2 separate regions of the Mus musculus genome follow, and region 1 is linked to region 2. A link is a contact called in ENCODE Hi-C or POLR2A ChIA-PET data. All regions are on one chromosome and are shown on one strand. The core of a region is the stretch at or near the end of the contact, and the rest is flanking DNA. Distances in the headings are between cores, read along the strand shown. Region 1 holds the start of Gm36764 (a long non-coding RNA gene). Region 2 overlaps Shroom3 (shroom family member 3).

Region 1 (6,092 bases), core at 549-3,048, 46 kb after region 2:
TACTTGCTCTTTTTGCCCCATCTACTGTGAGGATGAAGACCATTCGCAGCAATCAGACTGTGGACATTCCAGAGAATGTCGAAATCACTCTGAAGGGGCGCACAGTCATTGTGAAGGGCCCCAGGGGGACTCTGCGGAGGGACTTCAATCACATCAACGTGGAGCTGAGTCTTCTTGGGAAGAAAAAGAAAAGGCTCTGGGTTGACAAATGGTGGGGTAACAGAAAGGAACTGGCCACCGTCAGGAACATCTGCAGTCATGTTCAGAACATGATCAAAGGTGTCACACTGGGCTTCCGATACAAAATGTGGTTTGTGTATGCTCACTTCCCCATCAACGTCGTCATCCAGGAGAATGGCTCTTTGGTTGAAATCCGAAATTTCTTGGGTGAAAAACTACATCCACAGGGTTTGGATGAGGACAGGTGTTGCTTGTTCTGTCTCTCAAGCCCAGAAGGATGAGTTAATCCTTGAAGGAAATGATATTGAACTTGCTTCAAATTCAGCTGCCCTGATTCAGCAAGCCACAACAGTTAAAAACAAGGATATCAGGAAGTTTTTGGACGGCATCTATGTGTCTGAGAAGGGAACTGTGCAGCAGGCTGACGAGTGAGGAGGCCTCAGTTCCTGGCTCCAGAAACAAGATCCTGATCACAAGAACAATTTGGGTTCTTTTGGGAGAATAAAAGACTTATATATTGAAAAAAAATCTACTTATTTATTTTATTATACAACTGTTCCATTTTCACGCACATCAGAGGAGGGAACCAGATCCCATTACAGATGGTTGTGAGCCACCATGTGGTTGTTGGGAATTGTATTTAGGACCTCTGCTCGCTCCTGCCAAACTCTCTCAGTCCCTGCTTGCTCCAGCCCACAGATTTATTTATTATTATACGTAATTACACTGTAGCTGTCTTCAGACACACCAGAAGAGGGCGTCAGATCTCATTAAGGGTGGCTCAGGGTGGTTGCAGAGAATTGAACTCAGGACCTCTGGAAGAGCAGCTGGTGCTCTTAAGCACTAAGACATTTCTCCAGCCCCCCAAGATTCCACTTACATGAAGAATTCTAAATGCATGCATCTACAGAGAGTAGTTTGTTTAATGGATATTCGTCTGGGAAGATCGGAGATCAGTGTATAGGAGCTAACCAGTACCAGGCTGCCTTGAAGGGCAATACAAATATTCTAGAATTGATTGTGGGGATGATTTTACAACTCTGTGGTAATATTAAAAGCCTCAAAATGGTTCACTTAAAATGGGGGGGTCTATTTCTCGATATAATTGTAACCAAAAAAAAAAAATGATGGCTCTTAGAATGAAGAAAATATAAGAATAGAAAAACGGCAGGGTCGGGGTTTAAAAGAGAGATTGAGTCTGTTAAAGAAGGATCTAGAATGCTTTTGGAGTACACATGAGTGCTATGGATATAGGCTGAAACAGTGTCAGCCATACACGGGGGAGGGGCGAGGAGGGGAGAGGGCGGAGGGGGGGTGGGGGAGGATACGGGCGAGGCTGTCTGTGGAGGCAGCGGCTTATGCAAAGGCCAGGAGGTGGCGGGCGGAGTGAAGCACAGAGAAAGCTAAAGAAAGCAGCTAGGTAGGAGAAAAGCGTTAAAAGGCGGGCTGGCACCCGGAGGTGGGATACTGGAATGTAGTTCTTTGAACACGCCATGAGAAACCTTGCAAGTTCCTCCAAATGCCCATTTTTAAAAACTTTGTCCCCTGCAGTCCACAATGGAAACATGACTAAGGCACTTTCTAGCTTCAGGGCTCCGCTGCCGACCTGCAAGATCCCCTGTGGAACTTGAAGCCAGACGACCCAAAAGGTTACAAAAGCACAGGGCACTGCCCCCGGAAATAGTGTGTTCAACCAGAGGCAGGGAAGAGCTGGCGCGACAGGAAGCCAAGAAATTCCAGAAGCCGCATCTGCAGAGCCAGGAAACAGAAAGAGCTCTGCACCAAGCCACCCTGGAAGAGTAAGACACTCTGCTGACCGACTGGGGATTGAAAACCCAGCAAAACGCCACAAGGAAGGAAAACTGCCTGCCCGGGAAGGGGTGGAAATGTGTCAGGGAAGATTAATGTCCCAGGTGAGGAGCCCGCCAATCAAACAGCAGCACAGACTCCTGTAAATTCATAGCTTGTCCTAGTGCACTCCTGTGATCCCTGAACGCGGGAGGCTGAGGCAGGAGGGTCGGGTTCAAAGCCCGCCTGGGCTGCAGAAAGAGCTGGTGAAAGCTAGTCTAGACCACGTGATTAATTAAATAAAATCCTAAGGCTTGTTAGCTAGAGATTGAGTCTGCCAGTCCTGAAGCAAGCAGCCCGAGGCTGGACCGTGAAAAAATGGCGGGGACAACAAAGTAGGTCAGCTCTGATTTCACAAACCTATCTCCTAGGCAACGCCCAGGCAGTCCAGTCATGGGGACCTGGGCTCTAGATAAGTGCAGACTCGTCATGGATTCTTATTGTAGGAGGAGGATTCCTTGTAGCTCAGTTAAGGAGGGGGCAGGCCGGGAGCTATGGGAGGGCTGCAGAGTGCACCCCAACGAGATGCTTCAGCCTAGTCTGTCTTCAGGCAAGAGTTTATCATCTATACTGATAAACTGAGAAGAAAATGATGCTGATGCTGCTACCCCCACCCACCCCATGTCCCTGTTCGCTCTCCTCCCCTCCCCCACCAGACTGCTCTGCCTTTTCAATTTCCCATAGAGCTGCAGAAGTTTTAAATGGAGTTGATCATTTACTTATTTTGATTAAAAGGAGCAGCAACATCCACTGTCGTCACCTCTAAAAGTTCCGACTCCTTCCCTAAATGTACAGAGAACATAAACACTCATGCCCAGGCCTGAATACTCATTTTCAGTAATAGTGGCTGTGCCACACAACACAGACCCTGTTGCCAAGGAGTAAATAAATAAATAAGCCCTGAACATTGTAGTTAAAACCAGCCAGGTGGTGGTTGCACACACTTTTAATTCCAGTCTTTGGGATGCAGAGGCAAGCAAATCTCTGTAAGTTTGAAGCCAGCCTGATCTAACAGAGTAAGTTCCAGGACAGCCATGTCTTGGTGGGAAAAAACCATCAAACTGAAGTGTTTCTTCACCTGGAATGTGAGCCCACTCAGTGCTACGAAGACTTGGCGGGCCCCCAGTCTCTCACTGTGCCTGTTAGTGGGAGATGATTTGCTGCCGTGTCATGCAGTCTGGCTTCTTCCAAACAAAGCTAGAAATCCTCTCCTTTTGGTTTCTACCTATCTCTTCATAAAGAGCCATCCAGAAATGATGGTGGGGATTGGAGACTCCTGCTTTCTTCTGTACACTCAGCTCTGTTCTTCTCAACCTACGGGCATGGACCTCTGGGCTCTTATTCCATCCCAGGTCACAAGGGTAAGGCACTACAGTGCAAAGAGTCTTAGTCTGGAGGAGATCTGGGGTTTTTAAGTAATCTGAAAACGAAAATGGAGCTGACCATGGGCCTGACTTAGCCCAAGATAGAAAGCACAGTAGTTCACTTTTCAAGGATCCCAATTCTGCAGGACCACTTCAGAAACCCAGATGTTGGAAGGCATTCTGGGCTACTCTTCAAGGGCTGAGTAAAAACTCTGAGAGATTGGCAGAGCTCTAGAAACTCAGCCAGCCTCCCTACCACAGAGGGCCCTCACACACACATACACACAAACAAACACACATGGGCTGGAGAGATGGCTCAGCGGTTAAGAGCATTGACTGTTCTTCCAGAAGTCCTGAATTCAATTCCCAGCAACCACATGGTGGCTCACAACCATCCGTAATGAGATCTGATGCCTTCTTCTGGTGTGTCTGAAGACAGCTACAGTGTACTCATCATATATATATATATATATGTATATATACATATACATATATATATAACAAATAATTAAATCTTTAAAAAAACACACACATACACATATATACACACATACATACATATACATATAGACATAAACACACACATAAGCACACACATATATACAGATACACAGACACACACACATATACACACATAGGCACACACATAAGCACAAACACACCTCTATGCTGCCCAAAGCTACCACATGGCCATTGTTCAAACTGACATGGCTATACTGTCCCCTCCTTCCCACACAAGCCAAGACAATCTTTTTCTCATCACACTAAATATTCCAGTGTGGTCTCAAGCTTTTTATCCTCCCGACTTGGCCTCCTGAGTGCCCAGAGTTATAGGTAAGTGCCACTACCACCAGCTCCCTTCTCTTTTTAAAAATTCCCGAGTATTGGCTGGAACTGCTGCCCCATCCTATATCCACACCCACCAAAACCCTGCCTGCCCTTCAAGGCTGTGTACAGCCCAAAGCCTTCCCTCTGTTTTCAGAAAACAGGGTCCTCTGTCCCCTGAACTGAATGAAGATAAGTCCCATCTCTACATTATTCCATTATACTTACATACTCCATGCTAAGGTTATCTGAATACATGTGTGTTCTCTTAGAATGAGGTCCTGGAGGGCAGTAGTTACACATCATAGCATCCATGCCATCAGCTTTGGCCATATGTCTTATAAATGGACCTTGACCACTACATTCCCCCAAAGACACGGAGATGAGGAAACGAAAGTCGCCTGTCCAGTAATTTCCAGAGGTTTTATGTACATGGACTTTGCACAGTTTCCGGTCACTCTCCATCCAAACGCAAAAGCCAGATCTCAGAAACAGCAGTATCTTCAAGGTCTAAACAAAGCATGCGCTCCGTCTCCCTCGGCATCACGAATCATCCAAGAAGGGCATAAGCCAAGCTATGCCAACCATCCTTCACCATGGAAGATTTTCCTGTAGTACTGATAAAAAGAACTCTTTTAGCTGGACTTGGAATTGGGAGGCTGGACACCCAGAGCCAGCAGCAGCCACCACAGGACAGCAGACAACTGAGAACAAAGGGCAGCACGCCCATGGAATCAGTGACACGGAGCCTTTAGATCCAGAAATGTCACCCATTCTGAGTCACGTTGCCCATCCCATATAGTCAAAAGAACACTGCCTCGTGAACCCCCGACTATTCAGTAACTGTGAGTGGGATGGGCCATCTCATTTCAGTGTGCCATAAAAGAATTAGACAGTGCTACAAACTTGAATGGTAGACAAGGGACTATTTTTAAGACTATTTTAAAGAACATCACAGAATCTTAATAAAAATGTCGCAAATTGTACAGTGTCCCTGAATGATGGTCCTGACAGGTGGACAGAAAGGTCACCAAAGCATGAAGCTCAAAAGGTCAGAATTCGGTGCCGTCCACCTGAGCTCAGGTAGGAATAAGTTCCCTGGTTCTGAGTTATCTATTTCCAGCACGTCTCTATTGCTGCCATTCAGCCAGCCGTAGCTGTTCTTTTTGCTAAATCAATGTTCAGGAAATCCAAATGATAATTTCCCCTTAAAGTTGTATCTAAGGAGAAATACGTTTATCCCATTAATCTTAAAGTGGTGTGAAAGTTCATTCTCATTGTAAACAAATCATTTTCTTCTCTGATTTTATAGTAGTTTGGACTAGTTTGAGCTTTTCTCCTTGCAGCATATGATAAAATTAGATAGGTCAGATCCCAGCTAATGCTAATACTGTGAGCCCTTTATGCCTCAATGCCTTTTATTTATTATTATTTATTTATTTTGGTTTTGTTTTGTTTCTTAGTGTAGCCTTGGCTGTCTGGAACTCACTATATAGACCAGGCTGACTTTGAATTCAGAGATCCACCTGTCTCTACCTCCCGAGTATTGGGATTAAAGGTGTGCACCAGCACTGCCTGACTTATTATTTATTTATTTATTGTTTTGTTTTGTTTGTTTTTTTCGAGACAGGGTTTCTCTGTATAGCACTGGCTGTCCTGGACCAGGCTGGCCTGGAACTCAGAAATCTGCCTGCCTCTGCCTCCCAAGTGCTGGGATTAAAGGCGAGTGCCACCACACCCAGCTTTATAATTTATTTTTAATTCAGCATTTATTAGATAATACTACATGTATGTTTGCTTGATTGAACCAAACTGTCTTAGTCAGGGTTTCTATTCCTGGACAAACATCATGACCAAGAAGCAAGTTGGGGAGGA
Region 2 (6,052 bases), core at 611-3,110:
TCATTTTCAGTTCTAAACTTTCTGTTTTTTAGTTCCTTTTTGCTCGAATCTTCAAGTGATTTTGCTCTTATCATGAAGAATGCTTATTTAAGAAAGCATTTTTAAAGACTATGGTAATCCTAATGTAAGCATTATCTCCAGTCTAGCATCACTGTTACCCTTTCTGGCTCTTTATACCTGAGTAACTGTATATTGTATTCTGTGCTGCGAGGCCCTGGTCCTGCTGGCACAGCCCTCTGTAGAATGGTGATTGAGGCAGGCCTGGTTACTGCAGGCCCAGACCGTAAGTTCCGTCTCAGTTTTGGATAGTGTGGTTCCAGCACCCATTTCGGTTTGGGAGCCTCTGTGAGGTTACAGAGCTCTGTACTCACTGAGCCCCTCTGGCTTTAGTTTGGGACTTGAGCAACGTTTCTGACACACCCAAGTTCTCAGAGCCTTTGGTGTACTCTTCGTCTCTCCCTACGTGTGCCACTTAAACGTGAGCTTCCCCCAGCCCCGCACGTGCCCCTCACCCTGAGCGTTCATGCCAAGTTCCAAGCATCTTCTGGCCTAGCTCCGTCCTCTCCTGGGGTTTTCCACACAGCCTTTGGCTCCCAGAGATTCCTAGTATCAGTCCTGTAGCTGGACAGGCAACCTGTGCAGCTATGCAGGAGCTGTGAGGAGGAGGGGAATGGAGTGGGGATTCCCTCACACTCTAGGCCCAGGGCTCCTTACTCCAGCTCCCAGGAAGGTTTCTGGGGTACCTGCACCACCACTGTGGGGTGGTGTCCGTGAGTGGAGGCAGAGCTGGGAGAGGAGAGAGAGAGAAAGCACAGGCCGCACCAGCCACCCAAGCCACCTCAGCTCTGCAGACGAGGCTTTCTCACGTTGCCCTGAGGTCGGCAAGGTATGAAAAGCCTGAAACTCACCCCTTCGGGTTGTCAGTGTGCACTCTTCTTGGTCTCGGAATCCCCACCCCCCAGGACCCCAGGATTTAATGGTAACATGCAAAAGAGGGAAGCTGTGGCAGTTATGACATCGTGGCCCACACCACGATGGAGGTCTCCCACTGGAGCTTGACAGAAGGTAAACAGATTGGCATTTCAGAAGAGTCCCCCTGGCAGCTATGTCTGGAGTTGGGCAGGATGGGAGGAAAGTGCAGTCACTGAAAGTATGATGCACAAGTATGATCAACATCCATCCTATGAGCAGTTTAAGAGCTTTTTGAAAGAGTAGTTGTTGTTGTTTAAGAACAGGCAGGAGCTGGTGGTGGCTTAGTTGTGGAGGGTGGAAGAAGAAGGGTGGTCAGGAAGGGTCCCAGCTCCAAGTTGCTGTGCACAATGTCTGGGAAGATGGTTGACCTTGCATTTTACCGGACCTTAACTGGCACCAAGGGACCATCTCAGATAATTACACTGACATTCTAGTTACAAGTCTCCTGGTGGAGAAGTGGGGCAGGATTCTTAGCCGAGATAGCTCGTGCTGGAGGTGTTGGACATCACCATCAGGCCCAGTCACCTCTGCTTCTATCAGGTTACACAATGTGGGATGGAGGTCTGGCCTCGTTACCATCTGAAACTGCCTTGACTTTCTAGAGCTCAGCCAAAGACAGCAGTTAACATGCAGGGTCCTGGATCTTGCATTTACAACAGAAGAAACAAGCCTGTCAGGTAGACATGGTTTGCCAGGTCTAGGCAGAAGCCTGAACTCCACTCTGCCCCAGCCAGAAGGGCTACATTTTTCTTAGGATAAAAACAGCCAACAAAAGCTAAGTGTTTTTGTACCAGTGTTTTGGGGATGCTGCGGCACAAGCCTCAGAGCTGCCACTCGGGGAAGCTAGGGTTGCCACCCAGGCACCTACTGCAACAAGTGCTGGACTCTCAGACGCTGGCCTGACCTTGTGATAGCACAGAAAACAAGGCCTGTCCGTATGGTTGTCTTCCAGTGTGCGTGCATTTGAGCCTCATAACATTCCTGAGAGCTATTTTAAAGTACTAATTGAAACCAGCACCCTGGAGCCAGACAACCTGGGTTTAAGCCTGGCTCTGTCACTTACTGTATGGTCTGGGGCATGTCCCATACCCTCACTGTGCTTCTCAGTGAGGCTGGGACGATACCTGTGTTGTCGGGCTGTCGGAGCCGTGATTGAGTAGTGAGACGCTGCTTCTGCCTGCCACAGAGCATGGGATCAATAAGACATGATCTCATCGAGGCAGGTGGAGCTGTCCTCTTGCTGATGGCACAGGTGAAGTGGCCTCCTGGCAGTGATCAAGTCAGAGCTGGTCTCCGACTCGGAGTCTGTGCTCCTCTGCTGCTGAGGGAGAAGACCCGGCAGGATGTTTCCTGTGCAGATGGTGTGTTGAACTATGTTTAGAAAAAGAACGCACATAAATAGCATCTCACACAGCCTGGGTTAGCAGTTTGTCAGATGTGAAGCTAAGTGGGTGAATGTCAGTGGCCTACAAGTTCCGTAGCTCCCGGGAGAGACTAGTATAGTATTAAAATTCTCTCTTTCATGGGCCGAGGAGATGGCTGCCGTTAAGAGCACTTGCTGCTCCTGCAGAGGATTCCCTGCAACCATACTGAGTGGCTCACAGCTCCTGTAACTCCAGCTCTTGGGGAATCAGACTCTCTCTTCTGGTTTCAAAGGCATCTATATACACACACGTGGTGTACATACATACAAGCCGTTACATGTATAAATGATAAAGAAAATTTAAATATTATTCCCTTCTCCTGCCCTAAATGAGTTCTGTTAAAGTTGGATTTTGTTATTTTTTAAAAAGGATCATCCTGGCACAGAAATGTTGGCAGCACTGCTGGCTTCCCCCTGATGCCTGCGGTTGCTCAGAACCTCTTCACTATAGTCTCAGCCCAGGTCTCCATAGTTAAAGACCTGGTGATCAAAAGCTGGCAGGCATTGCATCCACATACCTAACGGTGAGGCAGGGCCGACTGGGTGCCTGCCCAGTCTCTGCACTGCCTTACTGTAATGTACAGAATGTGCCCAGGCTTCTGTGCTGTGTTTGTGTGGCTCTGCCCAGTGTCCACGCCGTCAAACACCAGAGCTGGGTCTGGATAGAAAGACCCAGCTGACTGGACGTGGACTCTGGCCTCAGAGTGCCATATGAGTCCCATGCACCAAGCTGCCTACCTCCCAGCATGCGCACTGCTTAGGGCCTGAGAGCCAGCAAGCTGACTCCAGCAGACTAGCAGAAGAACGGGGGACCTGGGTATTAGTAAGGCTTATACAAGCACCCCCACCTACTGGGCCAGGTTGCCCACCCTGGGTCAGACCTGAGCAAGGTCTTGCTGTATAGCCACAGCTCCCCTGGAACTCACTGTGTTCCAGGCCTTGGCCTTGAACTCACAGCCATCCTTAAGTGCCAGGACTGCAGGAGCTCACCAACATGCCTGGCTGAGAAGAGTACTCTCTGCTAATACTTTGAGTGCCCAGCCTGGCAGCTGTACCTGCAAGGTTAAAAAAGACCAGGGCTGACTGGGCGACCTGACCTGACCTGGCAGTGTCTGCTGTTTCCCACCCGTGTTGCCTTCAGCTTGTCTCTTCATAGGCACAAACTTATCCAAGCTCTGTGCTAGTGGGCAGCTTGTTACTGAAGTCTGCTGCGCTGTCCCACAGTGATGGCTGCCAGCGGAGGATGCTTTTGGGGGGGAGGGTAATAGCATAATTAACCCTAATTACTTTTTCCCTCCCACTCATGTTACCGTGGGCCGAGTCTTCTGTTGAGGAAATGCTTAGACACCTTACAGCTTTTCCCTTAGAAGTGAGGTTTGTGTCAGTTAAGCTGCCTGTAGCCACGGAGATCTGGAAAGTTGAACTGACAACAGGATGTCACTGTTTAAGCCAGAGCTTCTCTTCAGAAATTAGTAGTTAGAGGCTTACGTTACATAGTTGTGGCAAGCAGGTCCAGATTTAGTTAAAAGGCAAAGCTGAGTGGCTTTCTGATACAGTGTCACCATCAGTGTGTGTAATGGTCATGTGAGAGCCCATCTGGTGATGCATGGGCCTGAGGTGGGCGCATCCCCAAGTCTCACCCTCCCCGCTGTATGCGGAGGACTAGATGAGGCAGAACCTGTAGCTCATAGTAACTGCCCAAGGCCAGCTATCCAGCTCAGCTCTCAGACCGTGGGTGCTGGAGGCCCTTCACTCCGGTTCCGTGGCTGCTCGTTTGTAGCCGAGGATGTTCACCCCGCCCCTCCTTTCTTGCTCGTGGTATTGTGCCTAGTAAGAAAGAAAGGACATTGAATGAGAAGTTAACAAACCAGTTGGAAAGGCAGAACTGTATGCAGCATTACACAGTGAGGAATATGACTAGTGCGTGTATAATCAGGTGTGGGCTGGGGAACTCTGAATAGGCTCAAAGAATGGCAGTTGTAGACATTCAGGGAAAGGCAAAGGAAAAAGAAAAAAAAAGTTCTGATTTGAGTCATCAGTCCCCACAGAGCTGAAGAGCTTTTAGCTGAACCTTGACGGCAAGGGCGGGGCCGGGAGTGCCCATCCACATTCCAGCAGCAGCCCTGGCTCAGCTTGGCTCTGTGTCTCTCACCATTCTAGGCTGAGCTTATCGGAAGCCTTACCCACAAGCTGGAGAGCCTCCAGGAAGCCAAGGGGAGCCTGCTCACGGACATCAAGCTGAACAATGCCCTGGGAGAGGAGGTGGAGGCTCTGATCAGTGAGCTCTGCAAACCCAACGAGTTTGACAAGTACAAGATGTTCATAGGGGACCTGGACAAGGTGGTCAACCTGCTGCTGTCCCTGTCTGGACGCCTGGCCCGCGTGGAGAACGTCCTCAGAGGCCTTGGTGAAGACGCCAGCAAAGAGGAAAGGGTATGTGGCCTAGCAGGTTACCGTCTGAGCCCTCTGTCCATAGAGACACTTCTCCGGGATGACCATCGCTGTGGGTTGAGAGAGCACCTGCTAGGCAGGATTCAGTGTGGATACTCTGGGCAGATGCACAGGGCCTAGGGCCTCTCCTTCCTCGCAGAGATAAAAACACATTAGACGCTTAAAGGAGAGGAGGACCACAGAACCACTGGGATAAGAGGGCAGAAGTGAGCTTCAGGGAATCTGCACGATGGGCCCAGCCGTGGGCAGGTACGTGGGCACGACTGTGCTGTCCTCCACTGGAGGGACAGTGCTGTTGTGACAGACACTTGGCTTTGCGCTTCATGTGCAGTGTCCTGAATCCCTACCATGCTGCATTAGTGCTTGACCTCTCTAAAAACAAAAATCTCAGTAGAAAGAGGACAGCTGACCCAGTCAGTACCAAACTCAGCGTCTCCACGTGCCATGATGACAGGGGGAGGGGAGGGGAGGGGAGGGGAGGGGAGGGGAGGGGAGGGGAAGGAAGGGAGGTCCATAGGCTTCAGAGCTGCAGTGTTTGATCTGAGCCGCAGTGAGGAGTGTGCGAAGCTTTGATGGCGACAGTGCTAGGAGCTCAGGCTGTGCCTCAGACTTCTCTTCATGGTGAATCAGACACAGCATGTTTAATTCAAGCCTCAGAGTGATTAGGGAAAGAACTGTCAGAGTGGGGATATTGATAAAATTCACCCACTAACTTTGTACTGTTTTCTAGGATTATTATAGAAATCCTATGAGCTAGCTGGGCGTGGTGCTGGCGGTGGTGCTGGCGGCGGCACACACCTTGAATCCCTTGGAGAGGCTGAGGAAGGCAGATTGCTGAGTTCAAGTCCAGCCTTGTCTACATGGCTTTCCAAGCCAGCCAGGGCTACATAGTGAGCCGCCACCTGACTTGTCAGATAGGGGATTTGAGGCAGAGTCACGTGACCCTTTAGCAGTCCTAGGTCAGGTAATTTGTACTGAGGGATGTGTAAGTCACTGCACTTCACGATTGGATTCCATCTTACATTGTCTCACTCATGTTGTCCTGAAAGGTCTGAAAACTATTCAATTCAAAACTCTTTTAAAGTACTTACTGTGGCGTTTACACTGTGTCGGCATATCAGATGCAGGACACATGAAGTATTTCCAGGAAGTCGATGGGCCCCGAAGAGGCGGCAGCTTACTACTGGGCTGGTGTGGGAAACTCTG

Evidence for each region. A loop is a pair of places that touch in the nucleus more often than their neighbours do. ChIA-PET counts read pairs that join two places held with the same protein, here RNA polymerase II (POLR2A).
Region 1: a loop to region 2 is called in a map of left cerebral cortex, with 4 times the contacts of the local background. The contact joins two enhancer-like sites. A Hi-C loop is called at or near these places in 1 of 37 maps with a recorded cell type or tissue (left cerebral cortex). POLR2A ChIA-PET finds 5 or more read pairs at or near these places in 3 of 5 experiments (Patski and embryonic stem cell).

The regions. Positions count from the first base shown.
Region 1 is chr5:93,003,798-93,009,889 of GRCm38, forward strand. It overlaps Gm36764 (a long non-coding RNA gene), which reads right to left and starts at 5,270. Exons shown (of 3, transcript XR_880434.2): 1 at 4,446-5,270. It also overlaps the pseudogene Gm6450. Within about 2 kb of position 1,799, at least 1 of the 3 ENCODE cell types and tissues checked has a DNase peak (open chromatin) inside an H3K27ac peak, as active enhancers do.
Region 2 is chr5:92,957,536-92,963,587 of GRCm38, forward strand. Shroom3 (shroom family member 3) reads left to right here. Exons shown (of 11, transcript NM_015756.2): 10 at 4,556-4,828. Among named protein-coding and RNA genes, the nearest start is that of Gm36764, 49 kb to the right of the region's middle. Within about 2 kb of position 1,861, at least 1 of the 3 ENCODE cell types and tissues checked has a DNase peak (open chromatin) inside an H3K27ac peak, as active enhancers do.